Regions from separate parts of the Homo sapiens genome. Here region 2 is linked to region 1. A link is a contact called in ENCODE Hi-C or POLR2A ChIA-PET data. All regions are on one chromosome and are shown on one strand. The core of a region is the stretch at or near the end of the contact, and the rest is flanking DNA. Distances in the headings are between cores, read along the strand shown. Region 1 has its middle 31 kb from the start of NSUN7. Region 2 overlaps RBM47 (RNA binding motif protein 47).

Region 1 (3,844 bases), core at 698-3,197:
TTCAATAACCAGAGGACCTATTGCCTCTTGGTTTCATTTTAAAAATCTCCTATATAAAGCAACCAATAAGTCCAATCTTACCTATTTCATGGTTTGGTTGGAGCCTAAAGTGAGGAAATGTCTGTGCAAGCACCTTGTGATCTGTAAAAAAGGTATACACACATTAGGGCCAGGCGCGGTGGCTCACACCTGTAATCCCAGCACTTTGGGAGGCCGAAGCAGGTGGATCACCTGAGGTCAGGAGTCCGAGACCAGCCTGATCAACATGGAGAAACCCCATCTCTACTAAAAATACAAAATTAGCTGGGCATGGTGGTGTGTGCGTGTAATCCCAGCTACTTGGGACGCTGAAACAGGAGAATCGCTTGAACCTGGGAGGCGGAGGTTGCGGTGAGTCAAATTCTCCTAGAAGAGAGAGATATATACATGCTAGAGATATATACAAATCACGCCATTACACTCCACCCTGGGCAACAAAGTGAAACTCCATCTCATTAAAAAAAAAAAAAAAAAAAAAAAAAAAAAGGTATACACACATTAGGAAGAGAGGGTTTGTAGAGAGGACATGGTGTGCTGAATATGAAGTTTAACCTTTAAAGAATTTCTAGTAGGCATTACACTATGAAAAAACAAAGGAAATTGGCCCATGACTGTGTTTATTACAATGCTGATAATCACATTGTTTGCTGAATGTTACTATAGTACTATATAACAAAATCTAAGCACTTTGCAAAGTCCTCTATAATTTCAGCCTATTTCTTACCAAATTCTCTTAAGAAGCCCAGGATCAAGTGAACAGCCTTATTTACAGCAATCAACCACAACATTTCAAACTTAAATCATTGCATTTTAGAGCTTAAAAAAGGGTTCTAAAGAACTTTAATAACATGGACATTGTCATGATTATTATAATAACTATTATTTGTTGAGTGCTGATTGTGTCCTAAGAATGATGCTAAGGGTTTCACATATATTATCTCACTAAAGCCTTAAAATAACACTAATTGTCACTTGCTTAAAGTCATCCAGCTAATACCTGAAATAGGTTTAAAACCCTAGTCTGCTTGACTCTCAAGACTGGAATCTTGTCCTCCCTCCCCATTTTTGCCGATGAGAAAATAGACAAGCCTAGAAAGATTATATGAGTTGTCCAACATCATACAGCTATTAAGTAGCAGAACCAGAACTAAAATCTAGGCCAGGCACAGAGGCTCATACCTGTAATCCCAGCACTATGGGAGGCTACAGTGCAAGGATTGCTTGAGTCTAGCAGTTTGAGACCACCATGGGCAACACAGTGAGACCCCCTCTCTACAAAAAATTAAAAAAATTAGCTAGGCATGGTGGCATGTGCCTGTAGTACCATAAAGTAAAAAAAAAAAAAAAAAAAAAAAAAAAGAAAAGAAAAAAAAAAAGAAAGACTACATCTCCTATTCTTAAGCCCAGATTCTCTCCTTTATATAACACAGCCTGTTGGAGAACTAAGCACAGGGCACAAAATTTATTCAGTACTTAACAAAAGAAACATAGAAATAAAAACCTGAACTTCACATTCAGAAAACTAGTGATTACTGATTTTTAGTCTATTTTGCAGTCAACAGCAAAATATATTCAGTAGCCAGGATGGGAATTGGGAAAGCAGCATTAAGGCATTAAATAGGGTACATATTCATGGATCCTGGTCCCAAACTCAGTGAAGTGAACCATGATCTGTGAAAGTGGTTAGTAATCAAATGTTCCTATGGCATAGATACAGTAGAGGAATCCATGGAAGAACATAGAAAGCCTTGGAGCTAAGAAGCATGAAAGATGATTTAAAGGGGAGAGAGCTGTCCTGGATTGTTCATGGAGCAGAAACAGTCTCCCCAGATCTCTCCAAAGGGCTCTTCCCATGCCTTTGCTTTGTACCTTTGAATCTCCTGCACCTGGATGGCAGGGGGCCAAGAGGCCAGGGGAGTGTCTCAGGCCTGGGTGTTTTCAGGGCTGACCTAAACGTTCATCTCTGGAAAGCAGCAGGTGCCTTGTCAATCTCCCTAAGCCCTAGGAGAATGTAGAACAATGGCCTCCTCAGTCCCAGCAGTCAGCGCCAGCTCTCCTCAAGGCTACCTCCCTTCCATTTAAGTCCCTTTTTATTGAAGTCAGTTGAATGCTCTCTTATCCGCATTAAAGGGGCTTGGGCTGCTTGAAGCTACAATTAGATTTTTATGCCACCTGGGCATAGAAGGCTCACTTCATTTCCAATGTCTCACCATTTCAGTAGGTTTTTATTTTGAAGTTCACAATTAATTTTTGGTCAGCAAAGTATGAGATGAAAGGAAAACTAGACTGGTACACAAAATACTACCTGTGTTACACAGGGAGTCCAGGGCAAAAGACATTGTGACTCCTAACCAATCGTGAGAGGTATGCTCACAAGTGTATCAGCTCAAACCACTGTAATTGTTCCTACAACTCCCCTTGCTGGCCAATGTGAAGAGCGACACAAGAAAAATGAACACTTCTCAGTCTGTTACCTCTTCATCTTCCCTCATATCCAAATACCCCAAGAATGGAAAAAACAAGGGGGAAATGGTAAGGAAAAAAACCTAGCGTGAGGGGACTAAAATGGATAGCCTTTGTTTTCTCTGTTTTTGAGGGGCAGGGGGGTGTCAGCTATTCCAGTGGGAAATGCAATGAGATAATTATTTTGCTGAAGAAAAATGCCCTCCCCGGTGTAAAAACTGCATGCTATTCACCTTCATATACCTCATAAGAAATAACAGAAGTTACGTGGGCAAGAGTTATACCCAAAGCACCAGGGAGTCTAGATTTGTCAAAGCCATGACCTCTAGCTAATCACAGGGTAGTAGGAGAAAGTGAATTATATTTGTTAAATCTGGCAGTAATCATGATGAATTGCAAATTCCGAGTATCATCAATTTGGTTATCTCACTGAAATGACATTTTTAATTCAGTAGGAAAATTCCTGTTACATATATTTATTGAGAAATTAAAACATGACACTATACCCGATTCATTTAAATCTGATGGAAAGGTGACATCGGGAATATAGTCTATTAAATACACAAATTTCTGACAGGAACGTGCATTAGAGTGTTTTGGGAGACATAAGTAGCTATCAGCTATAAAAACTCATTGTCACTTGAAATTAGAGTAATAGTTCCTGTGCCCTGGAGCCTCATAACAGCAGATTTGTTCTTTCGTGTAGTTCTCCCATTATTAGTAGCCTCATCACTAGGTCACCTTCTGATCAAACCTTATGAACAAATTCTGTATAATCCAGAAGTGATTTTCCTCCCATTGGTTAAACTACTCTGAGAAAATAAGCTTCTTTGAAAGCCATTTTGAGGTTTTGCATTAACTCTGAAATTCCCTATTTAGTTAGTACTTTATGCTTTTCTAATAATTCATAAAATAATGTCCTCATGGCAATTATGTTTGGTGTTGATGAGCCAGAGTGATTGTATTACAGAATATCCATGATTTTTCATTGGATATTCTGTTAGCTATGATAATCCATGATTATTCATTGGACATTCAGTTAGCTAATGCAGAGGAAAAGATTTTCAAGTATCAGATCATTCCAATAAATTTTAAAAGTCTGCCTATCCTTGTTTCTGCTCATTGATCTTGCGTGTCTAACAATTATTCTGAGTTCTCTCAATGATGCTGGACATCGACATCTTTCAGGCATGACATCTAAAACAAGGACAATGATGTGGTGTTTGATGGTCAGGCCAAGCTAGAACATTGTGCAAGACTGAGGGGCTTGCAGTTGGATGCCACATTCTAAAAGGGACGTTGCCAAATGGGAGGGCCAAGTTGCAAAAATGAGGCCAGGATA
Region 2 (3,844 bases), core at 492-2,991, 180 kb before region 1:
TCAGGGTGTAGATTCCATGATTTTCAATGCATCCTTTGGTCATTTTCACTGAACTGTGAGTTAGCGAACTCCTGGGGACCTGGTCAGAATGTCGATGGACATACCTTTTTCTGAGAATCCCTTGGCCCTCTAAGGAGCTGGTAGTTAAAAAATGCAAACTCGGCCGGGTGCGGTGGCTCACGCCTGTAATCCCAGCACTTTGGGAGGCCGAGGCAGGCGGATCACGAGGTCAGCAGATAAAGACCATCCTGGCTAACACGGTGAAACCCCATCTCTACTAAAAATACAAAAAAATTAGCCAGGCATGGTGGCGGGCGCCTGTAGTCTCAGCTACTCTGGAGGCTGAGGCAGGAGAATGGCGTGAACCCGGGAGGCGGAGCTTGCAGTGAGCCGAGATCGTGCCAGTGCACTCCAGCCTGGGCGATGGAGCAAGACTCCGTCTCAGAAAAAAAAAAAAAAAAAAATGCAAACTCGCCTCAGACTGACGTAGGTATGTGAGCCAGCTCTGCCATGCATGAACTGTATGACCTTGTGTGAGTTCCCTGTTGTCTTTTAAGTCTGTTTTCTTATTGACAAAATAGGAATCCTAGCCCCTTCTTTAGAGATTATGGAAGAGATCAAATGAGGCTATACAAGTAAAACTGATAATACAAGTAAAAGACTTCCTTATGCCTGGCATATAGTGAACCCTCAGTAAATGTAAATCATCATTATTTTCTTAAGACCTCTAGGGTTCCTTACAACTCCAATATTTTAAGATTCCAAGAATCACTGATTACACAGGTATAGATGAACAAAAATCAGTGGGTACTGACATGCCTAGACTGAAAGGCCTGGTTTGTGTTCAGCACCTTTTCATACCAGCCTGGTATGGTATTTCTTTTTTTTTTTTTTTTTTTGAGACGGAGCCTTGCTCTGTCACCCAGGCTGGAGTGCAGTGGCACATACCAGCTCACTGCAACCTCCGCCTCCCGGGTTCAAGCGATTCTCCTGCCTCAGCCTCCTGAGTAGCCGGGATTACAGGTGCCCACCACCACGTCTGGCTAATTTTTGTATTTTTTTTTTTCGTTTTTGTTTTTGTATTTTTCAGACGGAGTCTAGCCCTGTCGCCCAGGCTGGAGTGCAGTGGCGAGATCTCGGCTCACTGCAACCTCCACCTCCCGGGGCAAGCGATTCTCCTGCCTCAGTCTACCGAGTAGCTGGGATTACCAGCGCCTGCCACCACCCCCAGCTACTTTTTGTATTTTGAGTAGAGACTGGGTTTCACCATGTTGACCAGGTTGGTCTTGAACTCCTGACCTTATGATCCGCCCACCTTGACCTCTCAAAGTGCTGGGATTACAGGCATGAGCCACCACACCTGGCCTCGTATATATTTTTTTTCCCCCTCATAGAGATGGGGTTTCACCATGTTGGCCAGGCTGGTCTCAAACTCCTGACCTCAGGTGATCCACCCGCCTTGGCCTCCCAGAGTGCTGGGATTACAGGCGTGAGCCACTGCGCCCAGCCTCTGGTATGGTATTTCAATGCCCACTTCATTCTTTGCTTGAGGTGTCACTTGTATTTTGCTGACCTTGTTCTTAGTTTCAAATAACTCATTTATTTTGCAGACATAGAAATTTTGTCATTCTTTATGAAAGCAATGCGGCTGTTCTACTGCTACTTCTTGGCAGGCAACACCTGCATAGAAACCAATGAGCATGGCTGAAGTGAATGTCAGACATTCTATTTCTGTCTGCCCACGGTGCAGCAACCACTGACACACTTGGGGCAACCTGCTTTACCCAAAGTGCAGCCCGGGATGAGGCCCCACCTCAGCAGAACTTTGATGCATGTCTAATGACTGGCTTGGAGACCTTGTTCTTGGAAACTACAGGGCTGACATTTAAGTATCACCCATGAAATTTGCCTCAAGGTTCAACGCTGACATTAGCTACCAATTTCGGCTTCATAACCTTGGAGTATTCTCTTTGCTTTCTAGAGCATTAAATACCATCCTACAAAGCATAAAGCCATTATTGACCTGTTATTCTGCCAAAAGACACATACACTTTGTTGATGCCCACAATTTTCTTTTTCTTCCTCTATGGTAGGTCCAGACCTCTTCCGTTTAGGTAGACAGGCCTCCTTTTGTAGGTAATTGTCTGCTTCCCTGCCATGTTATTGGTTGAGTCATGGCTCATATCCACCTCTCTGCCTTTGCAGTTTTTGGTGTGTGTGTGTGTGTTTTTGTTTTTTTTTTATTGTTGTTGTTGACAGAGTCTCGCTCTGTCATCCAGGCTAGAAAGCAGTGGCATGATCTCAGCTCACTATAACTTCTGCCTCCCAGGTTCAAGCAATTCTCCTGCCTCAGCCTCCTTAGTAGCTGGGATTACAGACAGCTGCCACCACGCCAGGCTAAGTTTTTGTATTTTTAGTAGAGATGAGGGGTTTCACCATGTTGGCCAGGCTGGTCTCAAACTCCTGATCTCAAATGATCTGCGCCCAGCCTGCCTTTTCAGTTTTGAAAATAGGTTATCTTGTTTGGCAAATAGCAAGACATCAAAGAGCACACAGACAAAGTAACTAACCACTAGATCTATGAAACTTTTGCCCACATGAATGAACTAATTTTATTTTATGTTATTTATTTATTTTTGAGACAGGGTCTCACTCTGTTGCCCAGGCTGGAGTGCAGTGGCATAATCATGGCTCACTGCAGCCTTGACCTCATAGGCTCAAGCAATCGTCCCACCTCAGCCTCACAAGTAGCTGGGGCTACAGGGATGCACCACCATGCCCAGCTATTTTTTTTTTCTTAAGACAGCATCTCTCTCTGTCTCCAAGACTGGAGTGTGGTGCCTCCATCTCAGCTCACTGCAGCCTTGACTGAGCCTCCGGGTCAGGAGATCCTCCTGAGTAGCTGGGACTACAGGTGCAAGCCACCACACCTGGCTAATTTTTGTAGAGATAGGGTTTCACCATTGCCCAGGCTGGTCTTGAACCCCTGGGTTCAAGCAATCTGCCTGCCTCAGCCTCCCAAAGTGCTGGGATTCCAGGCGTGAGCCACCATACCTGGCCTAATTTTTAAATTTTTTTGTAGAGACACGATCTCACTGTGTTGCCCAGGCTGATGAACTGATTTTAAAAGGGCAAATCATTAAGTTTGGAATTAGCCTTAAACTCACTGCTCTTACACTCTACCAAAAACCATTTTTCCAAATATCTGTTTGGGTCCAGAAAGCAGATCTCAGCAACATCTTAGCTTTTACAGGAAGGCTTTGTGATGAAGTCACTGGTTGTCTGTATTCACCATGGGCTAAATGTAAATTCGGCGCAATTACTCTGACAAGTCTTTTTTTTCCTTCTTTTTTTTTTTTTAGATGCGATGTCACTGTTTTGCCCAGACTAGAGTGCAGTGGCACAATCATAAATCACAGCTCACTGCAGCCTTGAACTCCTGGACTCAAGTGGTCCTCATGCCTCAGCCTCCCAAGTAGCTAGGACTACAGGCGTGTGCGTGTGCCACCATGCCCAGCTACATCAAGTCTTGGAAAGTTCTTCAGTCTGCATCATAGTGGTAATTATACATTTATGTTTATAAACAGCAAAGGACTTCAGGGTTACTTTTGCATAAGTTTTCAATACCAGCAGGCTCCATACCTAAATTAACACTGACGTCAAATTTGATCAGAGATCAGGCAGAAGGAAAGAAAAGGGAGAGGTCCAGACAAGAGGGTAGTGAATATACTCCCTGGCAAATCTGGATACAGATGAGAAAAGGGATCCAGTAACTTCTACTGCATTTTCAAATATACCATTACATATGTGAGGTAGGATGCTCTTTTATTGGTATTGTTTTTTT

What was found. Hi-C counts contacts between places; a loop is a spot of excess contacts on that map. ChIA-PET counts read pairs that join two places held with the same protein, here RNA polymerase II (POLR2A). Pooled maps may share reads with other maps.
Region 2: a map with no recorded cell type shows a loop between it and region 1 (5-fold over the local background). The contact joins two enhancer-like sites. A Hi-C loop is called at or near these places in 2 of 37 single-sample maps with no recorded cell type and 2 of 50 pooled maps. POLR2A ChIA-PET finds 5 or more read pairs at or near these places in 6 of 52 experiments (H1, MCF 10A, OCI-LY7 and 3 more).

What each region holds. Positions count from the first base shown.
Region 1 is chr4:40,716,769-40,720,612 of GRCh38, forward strand. No RefSeq gene overlaps it. Among named protein-coding and RNA genes, the nearest start is that of NSUN7, 31 kb to the right of the region's middle. Within about 2 kb of position 1,948, at least 8 of the 41 ENCODE cell types and tissues checked have a DNase peak (open chromatin) inside an H3K27ac peak, as active enhancers do.
Region 2 is chr4:40,534,492-40,538,335 of GRCh38, forward strand. The region is part of intron 2 of RBM47 (RNA binding motif protein 47); the gene reads right to left. Among named protein-coding and RNA genes, the nearest start is that of MIR4802, 34 kb to the left of the region's middle. Within about 2 kb of position 1,742, at least 2 of the 41 ENCODE cell types and tissues checked have a DNase peak (open chromatin) inside an H3K27ac peak, as active enhancers do.